Regions from separate parts of the Mus musculus genome. Here region 1 is linked to region 2. The links are chromatin loops, found by intact Hi-C in ENCODE. Cell type or tissue: gastrocnemius. All regions are shown on one strand. Links, peaks and the distances in the headings refer to the core of each region. The heading gives the core; the rest is flanking DNA.

Evidence for each region. Hi-C counts contacts between places; a loop is a spot of excess contacts. Peaks named below come from ENCODE experiments on the same cell type or tissue, not always from the same donor. Only the 100,000 strongest peaks of a DNase experiment are listed, where the experiment ranks them.
Region 1: a loop joins it to region 2, with 3 times the contacts of the local background. A loop is called at or near these places in 1 of 42 quality-filtered maps.

Annotation. Positions count from the first base shown.
Region 1 is chr4:33,304,061-33,319,079 of GRCm38, reverse strand. It overlaps Rngtt (RNA guanylyltransferase and 5'-phosphatase), which reads right to left and starts at 8,769. Exons shown (of 16, transcript NM_011884.3): 1 at 8,556-8,769. The coding sequence starts at 8,619. In gastrocnemius, for the core only: no CTCF peak of the experiment used is centred there; DNase peaks (open chromatin) are centred at 8,798 and 10,103; H3K4me3 peaks cover 1,729 bases; H3K27ac peaks cover 1,380 bases.
Region 2 is chr4:32,608,992-32,624,010 of GRCm38, reverse strand. Casp8ap2 (caspase 8 associated protein 2) reads right to left here and starts at 8,541. Exons shown (of 11, transcript NM_001122978.2): 1 at 8,519-8,541. In gastrocnemius, for the core only: no CTCF peak of the experiment used is centred there; a DNase peak (open chromatin) is centred at 8,691; H3K4me3 peaks cover 1,801 bases; H3K27ac peaks cover 1,589 bases.

The DNA of each region.
Region 1 (15,019 bases), core at 6,207-11,206, 690 kb before region 2:
TGTTAAGATGATATTAACCAAAATCTCTTGCTAAAGACATATGTTTTGTTTGGTGCCAGACACAACTTCTGGGAGGTAACTGGATAATAAGAGCTCTGACTTCATCAACAGATTCACTCATCCATAGATTCTTAACTTACTGAGTTACTAGGAATTAGCAGAAACACTAGCAGAAGGTGTCTAGTTGAAGGAAGTCCCTGGGTGAAGCATATCCTTAAAGGCTGTAACTTGATTTCGGACCTTTCCTCTTTACCTTCTGACCACCAAGAGGATAAGTTTGTTCCACCATATCCTCTTCATGGCGTTCTGACTTATCTGACTGAAGCCCAAAGGGTCAGGGCCATGTGACCACAGTCTGCAACTTCTCAAATAAATTATGAACCAGAACCAGATTCTTCCCTCACCTACACGGCAGTACAGGCCTGCACTACCAGCCCTGAGGACGTCAGAAGTTCTAGGCCAACCTGGCTATACAGCAAGAACCTATCAACAAAATACAAAAAAAAAAAAAAAAAAACCACTCCTACCCTTTTTGTGGTGCTACAGACTATATTTAGGATTTTGTGCATATTAGTGAGGTGTTCTAACAATGAGCTGCATTCCCCAACCCTGTCTGGTTTTGTTTTTAATTTCGAGACAGGGTTATTATGTTACTCAGGCTAGCCTTGGGCATGTGACCAGCCTCCTGAGTAGGTGGGATTGGCTAAAAGTGTACACCACCAGCCCCAGACAGCCTTTCTTCTTTTTTTAAGTATTTATTTTTATTTTACATGTTGTCTGCTTGCATGTATTTATTTGCACATGGGTGCCTAGTGCCCTAGGTATTCAAAATAAGACTCAGACTCCTTAGAACTGTTAGAGACAGTTGTAACCTGCCAAGTGGGCCTGGAAACCAAACCTGGGTCCTCTGTACGAGTAGCACAATACTGTTAACCACTGAGCCACCTCTTCAGCTTGCAACTTCTCTTCTTTGTAAGTTGATTACCTCAGAAATTTTGTCACAATGACAGAAATCTAACTAATCCACTACTTAAACTAATTTACATTTTCAAATAATAAGAAAAATAACAATAAATAACTGAAATATTTAGTCTTAAAAATACCATTCACCCAAATATGACATTTTTTTTAACTTTTGTTTTCTATAAAACTCAAAAATCAACAATGAACATTCCACCACACTGCTAAATTCAATGGTCAGGTCTTGTTTCTCAACTTACTTAGACACTCAGAAATATATGAAACAACCGGCCAAGCCTGCTGATAAAAACCAATAACCCCAGCCATTCAGAAAGATGAGGCACAAGGAGAGAAACACAAGGTCTACCTGAGCTACAGAGAAAATTCAGTCTACTCAACTTAGAACTCACACAGGATAAAACTATATTAATATTGTACTGCCTAGAATGCAGAAGGCTAGAGGTCCAATCTTCAGCATGTGGGAGTGGGGATGGATCTGGATAGCCAATTACTTTTTTGTTTGTTTGTTTTTTGTTTTGTTTTTCGAGACAGGGTTTCTCTGTGTAGCCCTGGCTGTCCTGGAACTCACTTTGTAGACCAGGCTGGCCTCTGCCTCCCGTGTGCTGGGATTAAAGCCGCCCGCCACCACGCCCCGCTCAACTGCAACTTTTTTTAATCAAATAGACACAAGTTTTAAGACTTCCCAAGCTCCATCTAAAGTTTGGGTGTGGTTCTCTGCATCTCTTTCCATTGGCTGCAGGATGGAGCCTCTCAGTGGCCAGTTATACTAGATTCCTGTCTCTGCAGGCTGTCCCAGGCAGACTTACTTCAATGGCAGGCAGGTCCAATTAGGATGGGTGGTGAGGCAGGGCTCCAAGCTGTTTAGTTTTGGGGCCCCCGAAGGTTTGCATGGAGAGGCAGGTGCTCTTAGGGTCCCACAAGGCTCCACTGGACTAAAGAGCAAGCCTAGAGCTAGATAATAGGGCTCAAGGGATCGGGTACCACTCATCTCTCACCTGGCTACTATTAAATAAATGTAATTAAGGGTTTTAATTGACAACAGTATTGTTTTATTTTTGTTACATGTATTTATTTATGTGCATGTGTGTGCACACAGCTTGCATGTGCAGGTCAGATGACAGCTTACTGTAGTTCTTGTCCTCCCACCATGTAGGTCCTGGACACTGAACTTAAAAGAGCCAAGCTTAGCAGTAAGTTTTACCAACTGAGCCATCTCAATAGCCCCATTATCAATTTTTATCTTCATATTTTTATACTAATTGACAGCATATACAGTCTTGTTGATGTGTACTGTATTTCTCTTAGTTTGATTTGATGTTACTGCTATTACAGCAGTTTTCTTCCTATCTGAGCAGTAATAGGGACTGAACCCTCAAAGTGCTAAGACCTCCAACTGAAGACAGAAGTGCCAGTCACCAATAGTTGTACTTATCACAGCATAAACAACTTAGAAACGTGAAAAAAGCATGGCAGCACAGCTCTTCCAAACTGAATCCAAAAGTATGAAAACGTCTGGAATGGCAAGCAAGAGTTCAGTTTCGGCTTTGTTGATGAGAGAGCCAACTGTGGTGATTCACAATTGTCTGTGTTTCTTCTTAAGGATTTATTTCATTTCAAGAGTGTCTTGCCTGTGTATATTTGTGTACACTACATGCATGCCTAGTGCCTGAGGAGACAAAGAGGCAACAGATCCCCTGGAACTAAGGTTACAGACAGTTGTGAGCTCCCATGTGGATGCTGTGAACAGAACCTGAGTTTTCTGCAAGAGCAACAAGAAACATTTCTTACAAAAAGAAACAAGAAACATTTCTCCAGAACCCAAAGCTCAAAGATTCAATGGATCAAATAAAAAGTAATGGAAAGCATCACAATAGACCAACTGAAAGAAAAAGTATCAATGAGTGAAGACAAGGCTAAGGAATTATTACATCCAAATAATAAAGAAGAAAATGAACGATCATGACCACAACATTCAAGATGAACGACACAAGACACTATACCTAAGAAGTAAGATGCAGACTAAAAACACAGGAAATACTCGGTACAATCCGGACAGAGTATCTCCAAAGCTAGGCAGGAAGTGGCACTGAAACACAAGACACATTTAGAACCTTGAACAGACATGACCAGAAAAGAACAAGACCCAAGCTCACTCTCCCTGACTGTGCTTCATTTTCAGTCCTCACAACTTTTTCTTTCTTTTTTTTTTTTCTTTTTTCGTTCTTCCCTTAAATATCCTGGGCAAGTGTTCTACTACTGAGCCCCATCTACAACCCACCAGGCATGGTAGGGCACTCCTTTAACCCCAGAGTTAAAGACACAGAGGCAGGCAGAGCTCTGTGAGTTCACAGCCAAACTGGTCTATATATCAAGTTTCATCCCATCCTGAGCTAAATATTGAAACCCTGACTCCAAATACAGAGGAAAAAAAAATGAAAACAAATATTTATTTGAACATGTAGTCAAAACTGTAATGACTTCACCTGTTCATAAATATACCTAATTCACAACTAATGTTGAGTTCTCATGCAGTCTAATTAGAATTCTCTCCCCACACCTTTAAATCCCTCTCCTTCCAAAAGTGATTTACATCCTGGGAGGCAGAAAAGACACTTTTCACAGTTGTCAACAACTATAGCACCTTAACATCTCAGCAGCATTTCATGTACCCAACGCCCTTCCTGAAAAACTGTCTTGCCTTCTGTAAGTAACACAAGACTTATGGGGTTTGGGCTTCTTCTCCCCCTCAACCCCTGCTTTTAGGTTTTCTGAAATGGGGTCTCACTATGCAGCACACACTAGTCCAGAATCTGTGATCCTCCTGCCTCTGTCTCTTGATGGCTGGGAATACAGGTGGATATCAGACTCTTATCTCCTACTCAACTAACACCTTTCAGCCCTTCTTCCTCCATTCCTTTAATCCCTCTTTTATTCTTTACCCAACTTCTAGATGACAGCTTTCTATAGGTTCTGCCCTGGACCTCCTCTCTCTTAACTATGTATAAAGTCTTCACTACTGGAGGATAAATAATGATAAATAATGATAACTCTTTGCCAAATTGTTCTTTCCCACTGCTGGAGTTACAGATGTGTGTGTATCAACACTCCTGGTTTTGTCCCTACCCAAGTACAAGGGAAGCTGAGTAGAGTCTCTTGATGTCTCAAAGAGAGAGTGGGGACACTATTCCAACTGAAACAATACAAAAGCAATAGTGTACTCACATACATAAAATAAATAAATCTTTAAAAAAATGAGTACCAATGTTGAACCAGGCATAGTGATGTATACCTCTAATCCCAGCACTTAGGAGACAGGCAGGCAGATCTTTGCAAGCTCAAGGCCAGCCTCATCTGAGTTCCAGAGCTGCATAGTGAGATCCTACTTCAAACTAAAATTCAATCATGCTGGAGAAACAGCTTAGGAATTACAAGTACTTGCAGCTCTTGCATAGAACAGGTGTTCAAATCCAAAATGTTTTTTATAATATGCAATTCTAGATTTTAAAAAAACAACAACATAAAAGTAGAAGAGGGGAGCCGGGCGTGGTGGCGCACGCCTTTAATCCCAGCACTCGGGAGGCAGAGGCAGGCGGATTTCTGAGTTCGAGGCCAGCCTGGTCTACAAAGTGAGCTCCAGGACAGCCAGGGCTATACAGAGAAACCCTGTCTCGAAAAACCAAAAAAAAAAAAAAAAAAAAAAAAAAAGTAGAAGAGGGACTATCTAAGATAAGGAAGAAGAATAGTGAAGGGGGGAAAGGACAGAGTAGCAGACCAGTGAACATGATCAAAGTACATTATTACAAAAGAACATTGTCTCAATAAAAAAAAAAAAAAAAATACCTTGTCTCAAAAAAAGGGTGTGGTGGCACATGCCTTTAATCCCAGCACTTGGGAGGCAGAGGCAGGCAGATTTCTGAGTTCGAAGCCAGCCTGGTCTACGAAGTGAGTTCCAGGACAGCCAGGGCTACCGAGAAACCCTGTCTCAAAAAACCAAAAAAATAAAATAAAATAAAATAAAATAAAATAAAATATAAAAAGAATTCACAAATTTCACAAATTCAAAGCTAAACTGGACCAAGCTCCTCACTCCAAAACAACAACAAAAAAGGCTCAGGCTGGAGAAATGGCTCAATGAATAAAAGGATCCTTGTTTTACATGTATAAGGATCTTAGTTCAAATCTCACATTTTCAAAAAAGCAGGTGTGGTTGTACCACAGCTGTATCATAATCCTGAGGGGAAAGTAAAAACAAAGGGTCCCTGGACTTGCTGGCTCCCAACCTAACTCCAAGTGTAGGAAGAGACCCTTTCTCAAGGACGTTCAACATGTGTCAGATGTCCAACCTCTGAGCACAGACCTACACATGTCTCACACATATACACACACACACACACAGACACGCACAAATAAATGAAGGATAGGAATACAGATCAGTAGTATAATTGACGAGTATGTGTAAGGCTCCAAGTTCAATCCCAACATCACTAAGTAAATAAATATTTCTTAAAAGATTCACAATAGAATGGTCAACTTGACTGAAGATAATACAGCTATCAAAAAACATCATTATAACCAAAAATACATATAAATATGCTGAGAATAAAAAAAGTTTCCTTTTTAAAAAAAAAAAAAAAACTTGCTCGTACTACAACTTGCTTAAATTGTCTTTCTCTTTTACTCAAGGAATTGAGTTTCTTTAAAACTTTTTTATTTTTCAGACAGGGTCTCCCTATGTAACCCAGAATGGTCCTACCTCTGCCTCCTAAATGCTAGAATTATAGGTATATGCTACTAAACTGAGCTTTAAATTATCCTTTTCCCCTTTGAAATAGTCTTACTCTGTATCCCAGACTGGCCTTCAACTCACACCAATACTAAATGCTGGGAATTACACACATATGCCACCATCTCTGCTTAAAATCTTTCAATCACTTTTATTAACTGTTTATATAGCTTTATTGACTGAGGATTTCATATGAAATCTTAAGGAATGCTTACAAAATACAAAATAGAAGAATCAACGTAAACAAGCGCAGAATCTCTGCTTCTAACAATTTCATACACTGCTAGGCAATATTGTAAAATATGTTTAATATATACACATAAAACCTTTTTCTTCATTAAAAAAAAAACAGTAAGTTGCAAGTTAGTTAAAGCTTAAAACTTTCACTTTTTCTTTTTCTAAATTTGAGGCAGGGTCTCATTATGCAGCCCCAGCTGGCTGGAACTCACTACCTAGGACAGGCTGGCCTCGATTCACCAGCCTCTGCCTCGTATGCTGGCATTAAAGGTCCGTCCCACCACACCCTGCAAATGCAAAACTGTTGGGAGAATGAAAAGACAAGCTAGAGTGGAGTTGACGAGTATAGAAGGAGCTATTTGACCAACTCAAGCGCCCTTTAAAAAGTGGGGCTCTAGGGAAGGGCAGGCATATTTGTTCCCGACATCTCGGAAGCAGAAGCAGGATCAGGAATTAAAGCTGATCCTCAAACTACATTGGCCATAGTTCAAGGCCAGCCATACAAACACACACAACGTGAGAGTGCATGATGTTTGCATTTATTAAAGGATGTACGCCATCAATGACAGAAAGCAGATCAACAGGACTACAGAAGTTTCATACAACAATGTATAGAAAGACTACTATGTGGAAGCTGTCATAATATTTTCCCTATGTCCATATGCTCAAACAGTCTCTAGGCAGCCACACAGTGGGTTACATAAGAAAAAAAATTGTATATTAAGGTGAAGTGTTTTAGGTAAACTGAATGGAACACATACCAAGAGCATGAGATTTAAACGTGTATGGGTTTTATGTTTAAACTCCCCTTTTTGAAGGTTTATGTATGTGTGTGCATGTGATAATTATGAGTATAATCCACATGTATGCAGGTACTAGAAGAAGCCAGAAGAGGCAATCAGATGTCCTGGAAGTGGAGCTGCAGGTGGTTGTGCGCCACTCTTCATGTTCTCTGGAACAGCAGCACTGAGACAACTCCCACGCTCCTAAAACTCATGTTTAAAGCAAGTTACTTGGCCATGACTTGGTGTCAGCATGGCCAGGTCTAGAGACGAACTGTAGCAGCAGAGCCCGTGGGTCCTTGTTAGTCTTAGAATGCCACCACTCCCATTTATCTGTCACCACATAATTGGTGCTTACTGGAATCTCCTGCCATGGGTACAAGTGTTCATACAAGTGTTACATCCACATAATGTAAAGCAACATAAATAAGAGAGGGGGGAGCAAGAAATTTTGAAGGTGGCAAAAATTCTGAGACTCCCTAAATTTAATTCCAAATGACGCCAGAAAAGATACCCAGTTAACCACCACATCCTGACCCACGCATAACACAACTGTTTCTTCCTATATGTGCTGAAATCTTCACATAAGCTCCATCCTAAAACTTCCTGCTTTGTGTTACCCAGCACAGCTTTAAAACAAAAAGTTACAGTTTTAATATACAGGTTTTAGCTCAAGAGTTAAGAAAAAGCCGGGCGTGGTACACGCCTTTAATCCCAGCACTCGGTAGGCAGAGGCAGGCGGATTTCTGAGTTCGAGGCCAGCCTGGTCTACAAAGTGAGCTCCAGGACAGCCAGGGCTATACAGAGAAACCCTGTGTCGAAAAAATACAAAACAAAACAAAAAAAAAAAAAAGAAAAAAGAAAGAAAGAAAAGAAAAAGAGAGTCACTCAGAATAAAGACAACCAGAAAGCAAGGGTGTGGGCTTCTAAGAGAGTGTGGGTACCAGCTAGCTCCTCAATAGGGAGCCACAGCTCACTGTATTTTGCCTGGTGTTCAGATAGCTAAAAAGAGAGAAAGGAAACGCTTATGTCTCATAACTCCGATAAGGAGACTTAGCAGATCTTTGCAAACACCTGCCCGATAATTACTCTATAGCTGAGTAAATCCTGTGAAAACAGAACTTGTATTCCTTCCTCAATTTTAATCACAAAAATGTTTTTGGCTTCTAGGTCCAGCAGACAAAGTTCCTAATTGCTATCTAACCCGGTTGCTGGTAACTGTGGAGCCTGGTCCTTTAAAGTTACCATGTGCGATGTCTCCACGGATTCAGAGAACTGTGCCTCCGTTATTTCATGTGTATTCCCTGGAATACATGTGTGTGGTCCAAAACTATCAAACTGTACACTTTGAAGTCACTGTTCTTTTAGCCAAGCAGTGACCCGAGCCTATAATCCCAGCTCGCAAGTTCGGGGATGAGTCCACTATACGTCAAACTCAAGATGGCAACATTCCGCAAAAAGTCAATTTTTAATAACAAAACCAAAAGTCCCCCGCTATCCAGCCTCGCGTCTCTTTAAGCTTTCCTTCAATTTCCAGGCTCACACCCAGCTACTCTCTTTCCGAAAACAAGTCTCGCCAAGACAGCGAGACCCAGTCTCCAAAATATCACAAAGAGGTTCACAAACTTTAAGCTCTAGAAGCGTCTGGTCCACCTCCGGTCCTCACTCCTCCGCCTTGCGGGAGTCCCGACTGGCGACCACCAAGCGCGCGGTCCCCCAGGCCCGGCCGGCGCAGTGAGATTCGAACCCTCCCGCAGCCCCCTCCCGGGTACCTGCCACCGGCTGACCGCGCCGCGGACAGTTCAGCCACCGCGGCGGGATCTTGTTGTAAGCCATGTCTGTGCCGCCTCGCCGATAGCTCCACAGCAAACCAGCCCGGACCCCAACGGCAGCAGCTCTACCCGGGTCCTCAGCGGCGCGCCACTTTCATTCAGGTTCGACTCCGCGGCTCCCGGCGAACCCACAATGCACTGCGACTTCCGCCCCAAAGGGCCCGCCCCCTTTCTTCCGAGGTCAGGCGAAATGGAAGCCCCGCCCAAGTGAGGGAGGGGAAGCTGCTGAGAACTAGATAGGCGGTTCCACCTGGCCCGCCCCCTTCAGCCCCGCCCCTGTATCTCAGGGCGCCGGCCTCTGCCACGCCCCGCCCCTGTTTTGCCTTTGTGAGTACTCTAATGACTGGTGTCTCTTTTTTTCCATCTAAACCGGAGAAACCCCCAAAGTAGAAGGAATCCAAGCTTCTTTCCACCTGTGGACTGACCTGCTACATTCAGAAGGGTATTTCACAGGTGAAAAAGTGCTTTTCCGTTAATCATAGCTCAAATTTGATGTCTCTGCTGGATCTGGGTCATTTGAGAATCCTCCCTTTACCTGCATCAAAAAGTCCGGAAAACCAGAGTCTAGGTTATTATAAATGAGTTTTCTTTTTTTGGCGAAGTGTAGGGGACGTGCTTCCGACGACCCATAAAACATCAAAAATTAGTTCCAGAAGCCTTAAGACTATCATTTCTGGAGCAGATGGTTTTGATGTGGTGTTTGTTTGTTTTGTTTATTGCTGGTTTTCACCTTTTTTTTTTTTTTTTTTTTTTTTTTTTTTTTGGTTTTTCGAGACAAGGTTTCTCTGTATAGTCCTGGCTGTCCTGGAACTCACTTTGTAGACCAGGCTGGCCTCGAACTCAGAAATCCACCTGCCTCTGCCTCCCGAGTGCTGGGATCAAAGGCTTGCGCCACCACACCCGGCTTCGCCCATTCTTGAGATTTAAAACACCATATGAAAAGCTGTAGCTATAAGCTTGGTTGTGGGCCACTAGGAGCAAGCTGGTTCTTCCTTATAATCCCTTCAGTCATCAACTTGACATGCCTGAGAAGAGGAAACCTCGATTGAGGACCTAATTGACCTGTGGCCCTGTCTATTGGGCATTTTCTTGATTGCTAATTGTGGTGGTTTGACTGTGCTTTGCCCATGGGAAGGGGCACTGTTAAGTATGGCCTTATTGGAGGAGGTGTAGCCTTGTTAGAGGAAGTGTGTCACTGTGGGGTGGGCTTTGAGGTCTCTGTGTGTGTGCGTGCGTGTGTGTGTGTGTGTGTGTGTGTGTGCACGCGTGCGCGCACGCACGCACGCTCGCACATGATCAAGTCTGGCAGAGACAGTCTCCTCCTAGCCGCAGTTGGATCAAGACATAGAACTCTCAGCTTTCTCCAGCACCATGTTTGCCTGGATACTGCCATGTTTCATGCCTTTATGATAATGGACTGAACATCTGAACCTGTAAGTCAGCTACAATTAAATGTTGTCCTGGTCATGGTGTGACTTCACAGCAATGGAACCCCAAACTATGACACTAATCAATGGCAGAGAGCCAAGCCATTCCTGATCCGATGGGTTAGTGGTTCTCAACCTTCCTAATGCCGAGACCCTTTTAATACAGCTCCTCATGATATGGGGCCCCAGCCATAAAATTATTTTTGTTGCCACTTCATAACTTAATTTTGCTACTGTTATGAATTGTAATGTAAAAATTTTTTAATTTTTGAAGATAGAGGTTTTCTAGGGACTTGCAACCAGGAGGTTGAACACCAAAATCAACTGGCAAGGCTGTATAGGGAAGCTAGCTGAGCAAGCCAGGGATGTCAGCCTGAGTTTCTCCAGAGTTCCTGCCTTCAGGCTCCTGCCCTTGCTTCCTTTCTTGATGGACCAAAAGGCCAAAGAAATCCTTTCCTCCCGAAGGAGCTTTCAACCAGGGTTTGATTTACAGTGACAACAAAAGTAATCAAACGAAGGCTCAAAAGAATAAATCTAAATCCTACCTCTGGCCTTAGGTGAAGGGAGGCACAATCTGACTAAATTTACAGCTTTTTTTTTTTTTTTTACTATTGATCCCACCCTTTAGAGTGTCAATCATCTGACCAGGAGAGCTGCTAGTTTGCCTAGGCAGGCCTGCTGAGGAGTTGGAAGGAATAATTTCTGCTTATTCTCCCCCTAATGAGATACTGTATTTACATACCCAAAGTCCTCCCCCCCCCCCCCCGTAATAGAGTTACTTAAAGATTTTCACTAATTCTCTCTGCTTTCTGCCTGTTTCTTAATTTTAAAAAAGCATAACTTTTCTTTCCTTCTGATTGCCTTTTTTTTTTTCTAATATTGGTCAAAATCGAAATCGTACCCATGCTTGCTTACCCTGACATTACAGACAATCTCATTCTCTCTGTAAAGCCCCGGTCATGTGACAGGTTCTTCAGAATTGAAACATTCCCTCCAAGTTGAAAGACTCACACAAAGTGTGAGACCTTTGAGCCTCAGGAGGTGAACAGTTATCTGAAAACAGGAAATTGGAAGACACCTGAGGGCTGCTACCCACACTGCGGGAAGATAGGATGAGAAAAGATAGTCAATGATAGAGTTGCGTATGAGCTCGGTAGAAAGCGCCGGGGTTGTAGATTTTCTGAATCGTCACCCACATTGGACTAGGCTTTCTAACCTTGCGTTTTGAGTTACCCCTGCTCCTCGTCACTAACCGCTGACTCACACTCCTGTAAGTGACCTCACTAAAACCTCATTGGTTCACCAAGTTGGAAACAAGTGTACCCATGACTCTGTCGTGGGCTCCCTTTGGAGGGTAGGAAATATATGTGTTGTGTCTCCCCAGCAAATGTCTGTCACACAACATCCCAGGATCCGAGAAGTTGCTTGCCAGCGTCTGCAGCCTAACCGTAATGCCGCGGGCCTTCTCTGTCTTGCTGATCTCCGGCCCCCTCTTCCCAGAATCTACCACTGCTTACAGATTGCCTACTTTGTTTGTTTTCTCTGCCCTAAGCTTCCTTCAGTCAGTTCCTTCAATCAGTTCCTGCGTGGTTGTGTTCAGCTCACTATGTTCTTTTTATTCAGTTGAGGACCATCCATGAAATGGCGCCACCTGTATTCAGAGTAGGTCTTTCTACCACAGTTAACCAGACTGAGAAAAACCGTCACAGCCCTGCCTCTAGGCTAACCGAATCTAAACAGTCTCCCCTTGAGGGCCCTTCTCAAGTGACTCTAGGTGATATCAAGTTTATAAGACCAGTAGGCACCTCTCAGTGGCAAGTTGGCTATAATATAACAGCCTGACTTCACAAGCACAAATTCTCTCTTTGAACTGCACAAGGAGCTGTAGTTCCTCTGGAACAATGGTTCCTCTGGCAAAACTACTTGCCACTCAAGTCTGACAGAAGTGGAGAACTAACTCCAAAACTTATCATCTGGCTTCCATACTTCTGCCATGGTACTAACATGTCTAAATCCAGGCACTCATACAGACATATTTAAACAAATCTTTTTGTTTTTTTTTTTTTAAAAAAATTATCTGTGTAAAGATTCACATCTTCAATCCTAGACTTAGGAAACAGAGACAAACAGCGCTCTTAAGTTTGGGGGCAGCCTGGTCTACATATAGCGTTCCAGACTAGCCAGGACTCCATAGTGAGACTCTGTCTCCAAATAAATTTGGGGTTTTTAAAACATTTTACTGATTTATCATTTCACATCATGGACCCCGTCCCCTCAAATCTACCCTCCACCCTTGGAACCTCCAGCCAAAAGAGAAAACACACAGCAAAATAAATAACACAAAGCATAGAAAACAGCTCATCGTGGAAGCTGTAGTGTGTCACAGTGTGTCCCACAGTACATCCTTCTGTCCACACATCTTCACTTGTAAATGTTCACTGCAGTGAGTCGTTGGTCTAGTTTGAGGTTTCTGGCTTCTGTGACACTGACAATACTGCTTTCTCTTCCTGACTATTCTATTGTTGTCCTATGTCATGGAAATCCTGCAGTTTTAGATCCAAAAGACTGGACCTTTCATGTGCCCCAACAATTCACAGATGGTGTAGATTTGGGGGTGGGCCAACTCAAAGCCCTGGATCTGGAACTGCAACAGAGCTGATCACCCCACCAGAGAGCCCTTATCCACACCACCAGGGCAAGCTCTCCAGCACTGTTTCAGCTAGGCCACCCGTGCCACCATCAGCAGAAGGCAAGGTTAGCTCTTCCACACTCATTTCTCAAAAAAACAAAAGAAAAAAGAAAGCTGTCTCCAGCAGAACACAGAGCTGGCAGCTTGTACCCCATCACTGACTTCCAGCCCTTTCTTCCACTGCTCCCAAACACCTCTTCCTCAGGGACCCCTCTCCAAGCTGAGGCTGGTCCTTGCCACTCTCCCAAGAGCTGCACCTAATGAGGGGTTGGACCAGTTCTCCTATTCTCACACAATGGTGCTGACTCACCCATGCCTTCACCATCAGGGCCAGCAACACTATATCGCACAGGCAAGATTCAGAGCCCACTCTCCCAAGTGGGTCAGCTGGCAAGGGATGGGGGCAGCTCTCCCAACTACTACAAGTGGTGAGGGACGAGGCAGAGAGGGTAATCCCCCTGTACCCACTCCACCTCACAGCAGACACGTAGCAGGACCATTTCTTCTGAGCCCACTCCTACAGAGCCTGCTCACTTGCATCCTATCCACCACAGACAGCTCAGCTGTACTGTCTAGGCCTGCATAGCCATCAGACTACAGAGCAAGTTCCAGGAAAGCAAAGCATGGACAGGGAGGAGACAAAATAGGGACATTAGTTTCAGGGATTTCTTCTCTCATCTCTTTCCTATTTTCTATCTTTCTTAGATAAGGGGAAGAGGGTTAAAAACAAAAATGGGGGATATAGAAATATTATAAAATATTATTTAAAAATTAGACAAATGAGGGTAGATTATTGAATCTATTCTTAAACTAGAAAAACATTTTATAACCATGATCTTACATTGGTAAAGATTTTTATATTTGATACACAATTGAGGTTATATTTTGTTAAATTGGTACAGATTTTTGTATATTGATACAAAAACAAGGTTATTTTTGATACATTGGCATAGGTTATTGTATATTGATACAAATTTAAGGTTATTTTTGATACACATAATATATATATATATATATATATGTTATTAATGTTTATTTGAGATATTGTACTTATAAAATTTTTAGAGATGCAATATAAAGTTCTAGTCCTTTTAAAAGCTGCTATTGAAAACTGTTAGGGAAGATAAAAATGCAAAAATGCAAGTTACAAATTATTAGATATTATTAGATTATTAGTCAGTCAAACTCATGGTCATATTAGATGCTAGTTTAGTTATTTACAATAAGATGGTTTCAAAGTTATTCAAATAGTAAATAGCTAAGAGTAAACAATGTTTGACAGTTCAGATATACTATAGATAGTTGGTCTTCAAAAACCTCAGAGATCCACAGAATATGGCATTTAAAACTGTTTCTTTTTTTTTTTAAAGATTTATTTATTTATTATATGTAAGTACACTGTAGCTGTCTTCAGACACTCCAGAAGAGGGCGTCAGATCTCGTTACGGATGGATGTGAGCCACCATGTGGTTGCTGGGACTTGAACACTGGACCTTTGGAAGAGCAGTCGGGTACTCTTACCCACTGAGCCATCACACCAGCCCAACTGTTTCATTTTTAAAAGAACTTTTGACTATGAGACAGGTCTGTTCCCTATGCCACTTCAAAGATGATGAGCACCAATAACCTCCATATGAAATAGCTTCAACTGTGGCAAGCTAATCACTGGGCAAAGAAAATGCCTATGCTTCAACTACAGACAAGTCTGTACAGAAAGGACAAACAGATACAGTGAAGTCAACCACCAAGCTCTGCCAATACAGGCTAAGCAAGTCCTTCATAATTCCTGCTTCACAAAAAAGTCTGTCAGATATACTGAGTATAAGGCTGAAGATGGATGCTCCTACGTTTTAAAGTCAATTCTGGGTAGCTGTGCAGGAAGCTGTCAGTTCTTAGTCTTGGAAGCTGCTGCTTGCACTTCCTGCAAATTCAGGTCATATTTAACCTATCTTGGGTCTCTGATAGGGTTGAAGACTAGATAGAGTCTTACTATAAGCTTAAGTTGTTTAGAATTTAAGATGTTCTAGATCTGTAAAGATCTTTTTTAAGGTGGTAATACAAGTTAGGATAGAAAATTATTTAGATATAGAACTGTAAACTTACCAAGATAGAATAGATAATACTTTATCTAAGCTGCCAAATTTAAATGGACTAGTCTTCACAATTTTTTCATAACTGTTATAATTGCATTCAAATTGTATTCAAATTGAAAGAAAAAGAGCCTTTCATTGGAACAAAAAGGGCAACTGTAGAGATTATATCTTGTATATTGTATGGAAACATCACCT
Region 2 (15,019 bases), core at 6,078-11,077:
CACTGAATAACTTCATTCTCATTTAAAAAAAAAAAAAAAAAAAGCCGGGCGTGGTGGCGCACGCCTTTAATCCCAGCACTCAGGAGGCAGAGGCAGGCGGATTTCTGAGTTCGAGGCCAGCCTGGTCTACAAAGTGAGGTCCAGGACAGCCAGGGCTATACAGAGAAACCCTGTCTCGAAAAACCAAAAAAAAAAAGCCTAACATTTTCTGAGCAAAAGTTTAAACTCTAAAATCAAACTCTTAAAGTCATTAGTATAGATAGGCCATGAACAAAGTAAATTACACTAATTTTATAAAAGAGGCCAAATTATGCTAGTATGTACCAGACCCTGAAATTGACCCCATTATGGGGGGTGGGGGGGAGAAATCTCAAAATACAAATTAATTATTTTTTTTATAATTTATTTATTTTATGTATAGGAGAACACTGTAGCTGTCCTCAGATACACCAAAAGAGGGGATCAGAGTCCATTACAGATGGTTGTGAGCCACCATGCGGTAAAGGGAATTGAATTCAAAACCTCTGGAAGAGCAGTCAGTGCTCTTAACCACTTAGCCATCTCTCCAGCCCACAAATTAACGTTTGCACTAAAATAAGAACCATCAGTACTAAAAACATACTCATAAAACATATTCATATAACAAGAAATACAAATGCTACCCCCACCGATCATGGGGAGAAGCCTGACAACCTAAGATCCATCAATTCTCAGAACCCATGGTGGAAAAAGAGAACCAATTCCAGCAAGCACACACCTGCCTTCACACACACACACCATCCACACAAACACAACACCAGTAAATATAACACTGAAAATAAAAAAGATGCATTCAAGCTGGGGTATGGCTCAACAGTAGAACACATACTTACAAGCATGCATGAAGCCCTAGTCTCTCTAATTAGTGCCACAAAAATGAATGAATGAATGAATGAATGAATGAATGAATAGGAGAGAAACACACAAGCTGGAAAGACTCTCAGCAGGTAAAGTGCTTGCCGTGCAAGCCTGATGACTCGAGTTCAATCCTGAAAACCCATGTAAGGCAAGAGAGAACCAACTCCACCAAATTGTCTCTGTTCGGTATGGGCTCTCATACGGGCTCGTTAACATGGCATATGCATGCTTACACTCACATCACACATGAACACTCGAGCACACACAAATGTGCACATACACACAAATATATGATTTTTAAAAAAAAAAGATACAAATGCACATGCATATGTACATAGAAAATGGGCAAAAGGTACTTTTTTAAAACTTGTATCTACTGGTAAGGGAGTTGTGCATACATGCCATGGTGTACTGATATGAAGGTCTGACGACAACTTTCATGAGCCTATTCTCTCTTTACACCGTGTGGGTCCTGAGGGCTCAGGTCATCAAGCAACAAACAAATGCAAATTAAATTCTTTAATTGCTTTTAGAAGGCCAGTGAGTTGTCTCAGTAAAGATGTTTGCTACCAAGCCTCATGACCTATACATTTAACCCCCCAGGACCCACATATGCAAAGAAATAACCACTCCACAATACATAGGTGTATGCATTGCATTTAGAGCTATGCCATGAGCCTGTACTTGATGCAGAGGCAGAGGTAGAGGCAGAAGGACTAAGACTTTGAAGTCATTTTTGTCCACATAGAAAGTTCCAGGTCAATCTATTTTACATAGCAAGACTCAATCTAAAAATAAATAAATAAACAAAATATATAAATAAAGCAAGCAAGCCCCTCCCCCCTCTTTCCCCCCTCCCCCCCCCCCCAAGACACAGTTTTACTGTGTAGCTCTGGCTGTCCTGGAACTCAGAGCAGGGTGGCCTAAACTCAAAGACCTGCCAGCCTCTGCTTCCTGTGTGCTGAGATTAAAGGCACGTGACACCATCACTTTTAAAATTATTTTTAGAAAGTTTAAATTCAGTAGTAATGAATGAAAGGCAAATGAAGAAAAAAAAGGTGTTGTGTGTCTAGAGAAGTACTGAAAGCCAGGCTTGGAGGCAGAAGTAGGTAGATCTGTCAGTTACAGGTCAGCCAAAGCTACACACTCACACTCACACTCACACACACACACACACACACATACACACACACACACACACCACCACTGCATTCCCCCCCCTCCCCAGAGGAGGAGGGGAGGGGGCACTTCAAGAAGAATCCACACAATAGTACTGGCCAAAGCACACAGCAACCCTGAGAAGGAATCTGGACTTGCATGTAGATCTTCACTCTCTCCACCCCACCTCTTATCTTTCTAGAGCCACTTTGTTTCACAAGGGTGTAAGCCTGGTTTTCTTCACATTCTGTGCAAAATTAAACAAACATAAAACAAGCCAGAGCCATTAAATCAGTCAGGATAAAATCTACCCATATGGTGGCTCACAACCATCGGTAACTTCACTTTCAGAAGGTCTAAAGCCCCCTCTTGGCTTCCATGGACACCAGACATGCATGCAGTGCACAGCTGTACATACACCCATACATACAAAATATAAAAATAATTTTAAAGACATGTATTTCCTAATAAATATCCCAAAAAGTATATTTTGCCTTCTATAACCATTAAATTAGAATCCAGAAATTCAACTAACTATAGATTTTTTCAAAAATTGTATCTGTATTGAATGTGTGAGTGTGTGTTTGTATTAGGGGATGAGGAAGATGGCTCTGTGGCACAACATAATCAGCAAGCACAATGCTCTGGTTTCAGTCCTTACTACCAAAAAAAATCTTACTGGTCTACAATCAAGCTGTCATCAGGGCTGTGGTTCTATAGGGTTTGAGAGAGGCTGTTCACATTTTCCAGTTTCTAAAAGCACCTGCATTCCTGGTCTGGAGCCTCCTTTCTCCATCTTCAGAGTCTAAGACCTACCATCTCCTTTCTTCTCCAATGGCTGCTTCCATAACTATATTTGCATGCTAGCCTGCTACGCTCTCCCTAGGCCCCTATCATCACATGGACAATCCTAACACCTCTCTACCTATTCCTCTCAATAGAACCTGGGTAACAGATTCTGCGATCACTTGAATTCAGGATAAATCTCCCCACTTTGAAATTCTTAGTCATGAGAAGAAATGTAGCCCAATTAGTAGAGTGCTTGCCTATCATACACAAAGCCTACCTATTATCCCAGCACTCAGAGGCAGACTCTGTGAAGTAGCACTCAACTACTTGAAGGCCAGCCTGGATACATAACACTCTGCCTCGAAGCAAAATCCTTAAACATATCTCTACAACTTTACAATCTCTTTGTCATATTTGCTTTATATATTTACAGATGGCAGGTATGAAATCAGCTATCTTTCAGGGCCATAATGAACTGATTTTTCAATCCTTTTTTTTTTTTTGGAGGGGTTTGGGGTTAAGACAGGATTTTTCTATGTAGCCCTGGCTGTTCTAGAACTCATTCTGTAGACCAGGCTGTCCTGGAATTTGAGATTCTCCTGACTCTGTCTCCTGAATGTCAGGATTAAAGGTATGTGCCACCACTGCCCATCTAATTTTTAAATAATTTAAATAACAGCACTGTAACCAACAGATACCAGTTAGACAACAGATGACTTGAAGGTAGGACTGAGTTTCATATACTCAATATATACTAATGAACACAAATACTTACTACAAAACAAGGCAACCTTCCCTGACCCCACCCCAAAAAAAGACTACAGGAGCCAGAAATTTTAAGTTCATAGTTTTGGGTTTTTTAAGATTTATTTATTTATTATATGTAAGTACACTGTAGTTATCTTCAGACACTCCAGAAGAGAGTGTCAGATCTCATTACAGATGGTTGTAAGCCACCATGTGGTTGCTGGAATTTGAACTCAGGACCTCTAGAAGAGCAGTTAGTGCTCTTAACCACTGAGCCATCTCTCTAGCCCCATAGTTTATTTTTATGATGACTCTATTGGTCTCACTCATGGCCTAGGTATTCTCATCTCCCATGGAAAAGTTCTATCTATTACAAGGTCAGTAACAAACTATAAATGCCTTTGGGCACTTACACAAATGTATGAATAATTTCCAAAGGCTATGAATTCAGATATTATCTTACCTTGACTTAATTACTCTAGCATAGACTTTCTCCTTGGACTAACTGCTGATGGAGGGAGGAGGAACATAGGATACAAGAGGGAAAAGACTGGTAAGGGTGACAGAATGCCTGTTGCCTTCAGGGTACTGGAGAGTTAAGAACTACTTATACAAAGATATAAAGCAATAGTCAGTAATACGACAAAAAAATAAAACAAATACATTCCTCTGAAACTACATATTCATGAAGTCCAGAATATTACCTATCAGCATCTGATCACCTGACATCTTTATTTTTATGAATAACACTCACACTCTAGACTACTGACATCACCTCTGTAACATCCATCTGTCCATTTGCCCTCATTTACTGCTGTTTCAATGTGCTTTAGGCCCTACTGTTGCTACCTAGTTTGCTAAATACATGCTACAAACAATTCTAATTCTTTCACAGAAGTACTGCCTGTAGCAATTCTTGCTCAAAACCTTCCCATAACCTGCCAACATCTAGTGAATTTTGCCCAAATTCCTTATTTTGATTTAAACTGGTACCTTTCTAGCCACCTTTATTATTTACTATTTCCAAAATTCCAAAATTCTGAAGATTCTGTTTGTAGACATTTTCTGATACCATCTCACCAGATCTACTCTGTACCAAGTCTACTATGAGTTCACATATTTAAATGAGTCCAGATATGAAATGTTCATAGTTTAAAATGTGTGAAAGCAAGATCAGAATGTGAGGTTTTAGAGAACCAAGAAACAGTTTATATGTTTAAGATACTTGAACTCTCTCCCATAGCAACTGGAGAGATCACTAAAATTCTAAAGCAGAGGCTAATCAAATTCACATTGCAGATGCTAGTAGCCAGGAGCTAGACAGCAAAGATCATCCAACACTGGCATACACATCTCGTCTCAGCAGCTGCAAGGCTGAATCAGGAACCAACGTGAGATCCTATCTCAAAACAAGCATAAGAAAACTGTGCAAGACAAATAAGGAGTCATGAATTTAGCAAAAGACAAAGTCTAGCTCTGAGGGATTTCCGTGGGAAAGCTGTTGTATTTTATGCAAACCTATTCAAATGTCCACTCATTGATTTGAAATTTCCTTTATAACAAAACCTGAGCTGTCCTTAGAATACATATATATTATATATACAATATAAAATATAAAAATATTTATAATATATATTATTTATGTATTATATGTATTTGTATTTGTTTATTGTGTTTGTACAGATGGAGGTCAGAAGAAAACTTGGGGGAATTTATTTTCTCCTTCTACTATGTGTGTCAACCTCAGTCAGCTTGTCAGGTTTGGCATCAGCTACTGGCTAAGCTATCCCACCCACCCTGAGCTGTCTTCAGAACAGCAATCTAACCGTGCTCCTGCTGTGCTTAACCACCTTTGGGTGCTCCTTGCTGATCAGGACAATGAACACACTTGCTAACAGTTCTGCAGAGGTCTTGCATGCCAGTCCTGTACCACTGAACCAGTGTTATTCTGTTCATGGTTCTTCTCCAACCCCCAGCAGCCTACGCAGATCACATGAGTAGCTCTATGAGCACACTTGTTCTCTCCCGGTCAGCAACTCTGAAAAGTGCAGACTGTCTGCTCAATACTCTACCATTATTTAACTGTTATTTTGGCCAAAGTAATGTCCCCTAGGCACAATGTCGTCCCACTAGGTAAGGACCTCTGATATGTTCTTCTTTGGGTTTTAGGGAGCATATGGGTGAGAGCATTGAGACAGGGCTCTCCATGTAGCCCTGGCCATGCAGGAGGTCAATCTGTACACAAGGCAGTGTGCAAACCTAGAGTTCACTTGCCTCTGCCTCCTCAGTTCTGGGACCAAGGGTGTGCGCCACTTCACCTCACATTGTTCTATATCTTTATACCACTGTGTCCTTTCCCTAGAGGACTTCTTTCCACAGTTCAACTGTTGCAGAATATTTATCACACTGCAAACCCAGGATCTTGTTATTTACCTTTTTTTTTTTTTTTTTTTTTTTTGGTTTTTCGAGAGAGGGTTTCTCTGTATAGCCCTGGCTATCCTGGAACTCACTTTGTAGACCAGGCTGACCTCGAACTCAGAAATCCGCCTGCCTCTGCCTCCCAAGTGTTGGGATTAAAGGCGTGCGCCACCACGCCGGCTCTTGGTATTTACTGAAAAGCTCTGTTTCTAGTTGTGTGTCTTGGCCCTTAGCACACACCTTAATTCTTCTGGCTGGAATACAGACAGGCCCTCAGTACACTCCTGTAATTCCAAAAATGAAGGTAGAGTTTGTAAAAGGAAGCACCCATGTTTGAAAGCGGTGTCCAATTGAGTGGCAAAGTGCTGAATCAGAGAAAGATTTGACAGAACAGAGTATGCTCAACTCTCACAAGAGTAGAGAGGAAAGGGAAGCTACTAAAAGAGCAGTGCAGAGAGAAAAAAAGTAAAAAAGGAGAGAAAGCAGCTTTACTGGGACAGGTGTACAGAGACAGGTTGCAGAGAGAGAGAGAGAGAGAGAGAGAGAGAGAGCGAGAGAAAGAACAAGCTAGACACAGGAAGACAGAACAAGCCAGACAGGTCAGAAAGAATGAGAAAAGATGAGCTTACTCAGCAATAAGTCTCAGAGGCTGAAAACACTCCAGGACTAGATTAGATTGTACAGCAGCTAGAAGCTTTCAGGACTCAGGCAGTAAGCTTCGGAAATGACAATTACATCAGGTGATTAAAGTTACATTTAAATTCAACTCTACATTCCCGTGGGATTTGAGAAAACACGTCCACCTTGCTGACAGTACAGGCCCAGGTTGGACAAGGGTCATCTGTTTTGTTCCCCACCATCATCAGCTCTTAGCACTGTCTGGCATAGCGGTTAGTAGTTAGTAAGTAATAAAATAATTTGTTAAGCTAATGAAATGCCAAATTAGTTAAAGATGATTCCGAAATTTCTACCTCTGATAAGGTGGAAGGCATTCTTTTAATGGTAATGGAGAAATAAAGAAGACCCGGTGAATCACTTGTACAACAATCAGGTGAAAATGTCGGTCTGGGTTAGAAATAGAGTTGGATCCCTAACAGATTTTTCTTAAAAGAAAAGGAGAGTTAAGATGATTTGGGGCTCATTAGCATCATGGTGACAGGTATATTAAAAAAAAAATTACAAGTCAGTGAGTCTCCCAGGGTGGGAAGATAGGAGAAGAAAGAGAGAGAGAGAATATGAAAGGTAGAGGAGTGAGAGAGATCTTTCTATACTTCTTCTCATCTCCCATCTGAGTTACTACTGAGAGGAGTGGTACACCTTTGAAACATGCAGAGGCCAAGTTTTAAAAACCAAGAAGCTAATGATTGATTAATAACAGCTGCTGGGCTAGGAAGGTTGCTCAGTAGTGTGCAGTCCTCACAGCTTTGAAAAGGCCAGTCCCTAGCACCAAAATGTTCTTTAAAAATTTTACAGGTTGATAACCATTATCTGGAAGGATAAACAGCTTCAACAGATTCATAAGCAAATGCATAGAGAAAGGGGTCATCTAATCTTTTCTGAAAGCAGTATGAAGTTCAAATTTTTCAATACACAAAAGCATACATTTGTAGAAGGAAAACAACCAGGCAAAAGCTAAGAGGCAAATCTCACTCTAGGTTCTGAGGATGAGACAGGCATGAAAAGCAGCATACATTACACAAGTCAAGTATTGATATAAGTGCGCTAAGTACTCCTTTAAATTATCCTGAAGCTCCTATCAAGTCTATATTATTCCTTATCCCGTCTAAATAGATGAGGAACCTAACAGAGCCAATTAGAAAATCTGCTGCAGCCAACAGCTAGAAAGTGGAGAGCTGGGATAAATTCCAGTCAGATGTCAAAAATCAAAAACACCCCTTAAAACATAAATCTCTGGACATATCCCGTAAGATGGCAGGAAATACTATGGAAAAAAAATAATTTGGGGTATGGTAACAGAGCCAAGAAGTCTTGCCTAGTGGCCTAGTCCCTTCCAAGGCGGGGTTGAAGCTCATAGGAGAAAGGCCTTCAGCGAGAAGTTTGGTGTTGGTGTGGCGAGAAAAGACCGCCAAGAGGATCCTTGAAGCACTAATGCTTCCTGAGAATTCTACATTCCCATGTCAGGGATGGTTCGAGGCGCTGCGGAGAGCACATAAACAACTTCTTCTCTCAAGCTTTCAGCTTGGGAAACTGCCCCTGTCACTGATCGCCCGACCCTCGGGACAGCCCCTTCTCCACACTCACCGAGAGCTCGGCAGTAGGGACTTGGGAGACACGGGTGGGGGAGGGGAGGGGCGCGCTGTAGACCCGGCGATGTTCCGGGTGCTCGCCCCAGCGCCCCCCGAGACGCTCCGAGGGGCGCTCCCCGAGGACGGCAGCTGGCTCCTCGAGGCCCAGCCAGGCACAACCCTTCGCCCAGAGCGTAAGCCATCCCAGGCGGCACCCCGCTGCCTCTCCCCAGCAGCCCCGCGACAGGCCCTCAGGAACTTACCCGGCCGGCCAGCCCCGCACAGCGGCCGCTGTCCGGACGCCAGGCGCTCCGCCGTCTCCACCAATCGCAGCTCACGGTAAGGACGCCAGGGCGGGACCGAGCGCCGACAACCAATTAGATAAGACGCAAAGCACGTCTCGGCGCACACAGCCAGTTCCCGCCATTGAAGGCGGAAAAAAAGATTCCAGTTGGCGCCAAACTCTGGTACTTACTCTTCTGTGGCTCCGAAGGGAAGTGGGCGGGCCGTGACCTCAGTGACAACGGGGCGGGGTTTCTCCGCGGAAAAGACGTCACCAGAGCGGAAGTGGGGCGGGTCTGGGAGACGCTAATGAAAGGGAAAGTAAAGGTGGAGGCTCCTAGCTGTTTTGGCTGAGAGCAAGTGGAGAAGGCTTGAGGTCTTTAGTGTATAAATTGTGTCAGCTGCGCGCTAGACAGCGCTAAGATCTGACCTTTAAGATGCCATCCTGGATGGTGAACGTAGCGTAGAATTACTAATTCAGCGGGATAGAAGAAGGTTTTTGTTTTTGTTTTTCCGTATTAAACTTTTTTATGTAAAGCCGGGCGTGGTGGCGCACGCCTTTAATCCCAGCACTTGGGAGGCAGAGGCAGGTGGATTTCAGAGTTCGAGGCCAGCCTGGTCTACAGAGTGAGTTCCAGGACAGCCAGTGCTACACAGAGAAACCCTGTCACGAAAAACCAAACCAAAAAAAAAAAAAATATATATATATATATATATATATACATATATATATACAATAAATTATTTTTATCGTTTTTCCCCTACCCGAACGCATCTCTGATCCCACCTCCTTACCCACCGAACTTCATGTTCTCTTTCTCAAAAAAAGAAAGAAAAAAGGAAAAAGAAACAAAAAAGAAACCAGTAAGAAAAAACAAACAAAGCCAAGACAATACAAAACGAAACAAAAAGCTCAGACACAAAAACATGGAATTCAATTTATATTGGTCAACTACTCCTGGGTATTGTCCCTTCCCCAAAGTCTGGCTGATAGACCAGTGCCACTCTACTAAAGAAAACTGCTGTCTCCTTTCTCTGCAGGTTGAATTCAACTGCAAATACCTCCTCAGGCTTGAACCCCAACGGGTCTTATGAGGGTTATCGGCCTCTGCATTCATATATTTATTAGTCCTGTTGTGTCTGTTCCTTGGATGACACAGTTCTTGGAGTCATCCGCCACCTCTGGCTGTTGAGAGTCTCTCTGCCTCCTTTTGGGTAATGGGTCCCTGATCCTTGAGGCAAAGGGTTTGATGAAGGCGTCCCATTTAGGGCTAAGTGCTCCAAAGATTCACTCTCTGCCCATTGTTAGTTGCTTCCTACTGTAAGAAGTTTCTCTGATGAGTCTTGAATAATGCAGTGATTTAGGGGTATAGCGCTATGTCGTGATGAGTATTTTATTGGCCTTTGCAGAATCATAGTAGTAGTTTTACCTCTAGGCTTATGAACTATCTAGTCTCAGGTTCTTGGCCATTTGAGCAGTGTCAGATATGGTCTCACTGAGCAGACCTTAAATCCACACAGAAAATGGTTTGTTATTCCTATAGCATGCACGTCACTATTGCACCAATATGTGCAGGGACCCATGGCGTTGACCTGGCATAGATGCCTTGAGAGTCATGCAGCATAGGTTTCTCAGTTTAGAGTCCATGGCTCCTGAAGCACGATGCGCCTTCCCATTCCTGAGAGACCAAATGCTTCAGGCAGTGAAGTACTCAGTACTCTTTGTGTTTCTATGTATGGTCGCTCAGAAGCCAAAGAAACATGGAAGGAAGCTTGACAGAAAAATTGGTCTTAGCATTAATTTTGTATACCCTTTATAGTTTGCAGACATCATTGTACCCTGGCAACAGCAACTGTATTGAGTCTGGTAATTGCCATTAAATTCTGTTTCTGATAAAGGCGTAAAATGTCTAATTACTCTCAAAATTGCCACAGTTTCTCCCACTAGCCTAGTTTGATTTCTAACAGCCGTTTCTACCCTGGCCCGGTCAGTAAATGAAGGAACATACAAATATGTCTTGCAGGCATTCCTGTTGTAAATGGCAGGGTCTATGGCTGGGTAATATTGATGATCACCCTTCACCTCCAGGAACATCCAGAATACCTTTCCAGCACCGTACTAGTCAGCAGTGGTGAAGGTTCTAGTTGGGCACCAGCTTAACTTTCCCATGTTCTTAAATATCACCTCACAGTATTTTCACCTCATAGTGGTAGAGAATGAGTTCATGGCGTATGCGAAGCACGTGATCTACCACGGAGCGACACCTATCTCAGGACTCCTCCAAATAAAAATGTATCCACAGTCCTTAGATGAAAGTATACATTTGACTATTCATTGAATAATGTATCATATGCCGGGCATGGTGGCGCACACCTTTAATCCCAGCACTTGGGAGGCAGAGGCAGGCGGACTTCTGAGTTCGAGGCCAGCCTGGTCTACAGAGTGAGTTCCAGGACAGCCAGGGCTATACAGAGAAACCCTGTCTCGAAAAACCAAAAAAAAAAAAAAAAATGTATCATATGACTGGGGTGATGGCTTTGCAAGTAAAAGTGCTTTCCACATAAGTGTGAAATTCAGATCTCCAGAGCCCATGTAACTGCTGGGTATCCAGGTCCATCTGTAATTTCAGTGTTCAAGAGGAAGAGACAGGGGATATCCCTGGAGCAAGGTGGCTAGCTAGAGCTCTGAATTCAAGTGAGAGACTCTGCTTCAATATATAAGGTAGAGAGCCATCAAAGAAGATAACTAATGTCAATCTCTGGCCTCTACATGCACATATATATATATATGTACCTGCATGCATATGTGTCCGTGTGTATGCAAACATGAATATGCATACATTGTGTTCACCACACATACATTGAAAAATCTATTTTGGGTATTTTTTTGTTTTCAATTTATTTGTTTTTATTTTATATACATGAGTATTTTGCTTGCATGCATTTCAGTCCACTATATACCAAGTGCTGTGGAGGCCAGAAGAGAGAGCTGCTGCCCCCTACTCCCCGGAAATGGTATTATGGATGGTATCATGAAGGTGCTGGGAACTGAACTCAGATGCTGTGCCAAAGCAGCAAGTGCTCTTAATTGCCGACCCTTCTCTCAGTCTCTTTCATCTCCCCCACAATCCCCAGTTCTCACAAAATAGATTCTCACATAGTCCAGGCTGCCTTCAAAGTTATGATGTAGTTGAACATGCTCTTCAACTCCTAACTCTTGGAGAATATTCTGTGTTAGATCTCTCTCTCTCTCTCTCTCTCTCTCTCTCTCTCTCTCTCTCTCTCTCTCTCTCTCTCTCCTTCCCTTCTTCCCTCCCTTTCTTCCTTATTTCCTCCTCTCCTTCTTCTTTGGTTCTTGGGACAGGGTCTTCCTATGCAGTCCAAGCTGCCTTCAACTCACTCAGTTGCCTAGCCTGGCCTCAAACCTGCAATCTTTCTGCCACAGCCTCTCGCGTGCTGGGATTACAGATATGCATCACCACACCCAGCTTTTCAATTATTTTGTATACATGGAAATGTAAATTATGTGAATTTAGCATGGTTGCTTAATTAGATCCCTTATTGGTAGGTACATTGACAAATGCAAATAATATGATAATAACAACTCATCTCACAGATGTCATTTCTTCATTTTTAAAACAGATCTTACTTCAAGTTAAAAACAGCAGGTCACTGGTCATCTACAGTGTGTAAGTAGGTGTGTCCCAGCAGTCCATCTGACTTCACGTTGGCAGCAGCCTTTTCTCTGAGGCCTTCACTGAGGCCCGGCACCTTTGGGAGCCTGAGCTGGAGCTGAAGCTGGGCCTTAGCTGGAGCTGCAGCCTCTGTCTTGGTTTGACCCCTGGGCTTTGGATGTCAGAGCCTATGGTCCTTGGCCGTGTAGCTTCAAATCCAGTTCCCAAGCTTGGGGTGAGCAGGGAACACCCGGCTTAACCACCGATGGCCTCTGCTTGTCCACTCGTTGTGTTTTCAGTGTTGGTATCTTCCTCGGGCCTTGCTGTTGTGCTTCTTGGCAAAGTGCATGTTCCTCAGGAACTTGGGGTCAACTCCTTAAGAGACTTGTGTGTTTGTAACTGTGCCATTTTGGGGATTGGTTGTGTGTGGTGTGGTTCTTGGACCTGGCCATGTCTGCATGGTAAACTGAGGTTTCCACAGCACTGGAGACCAGATAAGCCAAATCATTTCTTAGCCAAATCATCTCTTAATTCTGGGCTTGCATAGGACAAGACTATTACTAAGTTCCAGAGCAAGAGATTACAGTGTGTTAGCAGGTCACGTCTTGGGGTTCAGGGAGAAACTGGCTAAAGATGGCATGAAAGGAGTGCTTTGTTTATGAAGCTACAGTATATCATAAATAGGAGATTGTCTTGATTCTGTTTCAAAAAATTTACAAAATCTATAAAACTAACATTTTTCTAGAACATTTTTACAGGCAAAAATTAGGCTGTAATTTCATGCTTCATAAAACTGCCTTTGATCAAATGCCAGAAGTGATGTTCTGGTGACAGGTTTGAAAGACAAATGTTATGAAGTGCTGTAGTATTCATGCTAGCACATTTTAAAGAGGACACTTTGTAAAACGAGTGATTGTATCTCCCCAGGAGTGTGGTAATTCTGAAGTGAAATGTGTTTTCCCTCAGGACTGAAGTATGAAAGAGCTTAATAAACCCTTACTGGGAACATTTGCTCTGTTTCTTGTCTTTATACTTTGTCCATGAAACAGAGATTTTTTTTAAAATTTATTTTCTTGTCACGAGTGTTGGTCTGCCTCTCTCTCTCTCTCTCTCTCTGTCTCTCTCTGTCTCTCTCTCTCTCTTGGTGTGTGTGTGTGTGTGTGTGTGTGTGTGTGTGTGTGTGTATGTGTGTGTGTGTGTGTGTGTGTGTGTGTGTGTGTAACATGTGCATGCCTATTGCTGTAGAGACCAGAAGAGTATGTCAGAATCCTTGTGGGTACTGGGAACCACATCCAGTTTCTCTTCAAGAGCAGCTAGTGCCCTTAACAGCTAAGCCCTCCCTAAAGTAAAGATTTCTTTCTTTCTTTCTTTCTTTCTTTCTTTCTTTCTTTCTTTCTTTCTTTCTTTCTTTCTTTCTTCCTTCCTTCCTTCCTTCCTTCCTTCCTCTCTCTCTCTCTCTCTCTCTCTCTCTCTCTCTCTCTCTCTCTCTCTTTCTTTCTATCCTATTTTCTCTCTTTTCTTTTTTGGAAGTAAAGGTTTTTGACATGAAACAAGATTGTTGATTTAGAAAAGAACCAGATATTTATAATTTATCTATTGAACTTCAGTTGTAAGGTACTTTCAATGGTTTCCTAGTGTCTTTGGGCAACATGTAATCTTGGAACCTTCTTTTTCTATCTTCATTAATAGAATCCAGAATACTTCAAACTCAGTTGAGCTCTATATTAGAGGCGGTAGAGAAATTCCCTAGGTACTCTCTGAATTTTCCACTCTATTGGCTACAGTCAGCGGGACTCTCTCTGGTTTTTATAAACCTAGGCACTTGTTTTATTATTGGGGTTGACAAGACAGGCTTATGCACAAACTGTGACCTATAGGGTATGTCTAACTGTTCCCTAAAGCTGTACTCTTCACCACACTGCTCAGGACTTAAAGCAGGGGTCTGGATAACGTTTTTACATAGCCAGTCTTGCTACACTGGGCAGGAGGCAAAAGCTAGATTGTAATATCAAAAGTTCAATTCTACCCCTTCTGGGAAAGAAATATGGTCATCTCAGCCAAGGCTGAGGAAGAGGTGCAGGTCTGTGGAGCTGGCAGGGACATGGGCTCTGGGATCCCTCAACTGAAGCAGTAGGCAAGAAAGGGGTTAGGGTGAGTGCTATACAGGGAGCTCAGGTTTAGGGTATAAGAAATGAAAGATAATGAATGAATAGGACACACAGGGCTCCAGATATCCAAGACCCCACTCCTTATTGGGAAACCAGGTTTAATTCTTCGGGGACTCCTTGATCCATCTACCTGCTGGTGGCTTTGCTTCTACATGGCCTCCTGGTTCTGGCTCAGGTAACCTAGGAGCTTCAGCAGGCCTGCTTGGCCAAAGGTTTCCTAAGGCTTCCAGAAGTAACCCATGCCAGTGTTTCTCCAGCTAGGGCATCCTCTCCTCTCCTCTCCTCTCCTCTCCTCTCCTCTCCTCTCCTCTCCTCTCCTCTCCTCTCCTCTCCCCCTCCCTTCCCCCTCCTCCCTCCTTTCCCCCTTTCTCCTCCTTTTCTTCTTCTTCCTGGTGACTCTGGAGCTTGGGGTCCAGCACCCACTGATCTGGTTGCTTCGTCTTGGCAACATCAAACTCCATCGGGTGGGAGTGCCAGGTGCTGCCACTTCATCTGGAGGACATCTGTCAGCTGGGAATCTGGGAACCATGAATCCAGAAACCGTGAGTCTGGCAACCCTGAGTTTGGTAGCCATGAATCTAGACACCATGAGTCTGGAAACCATGAATCCTATAACCATGAATTCTGCATCCCTGAACCT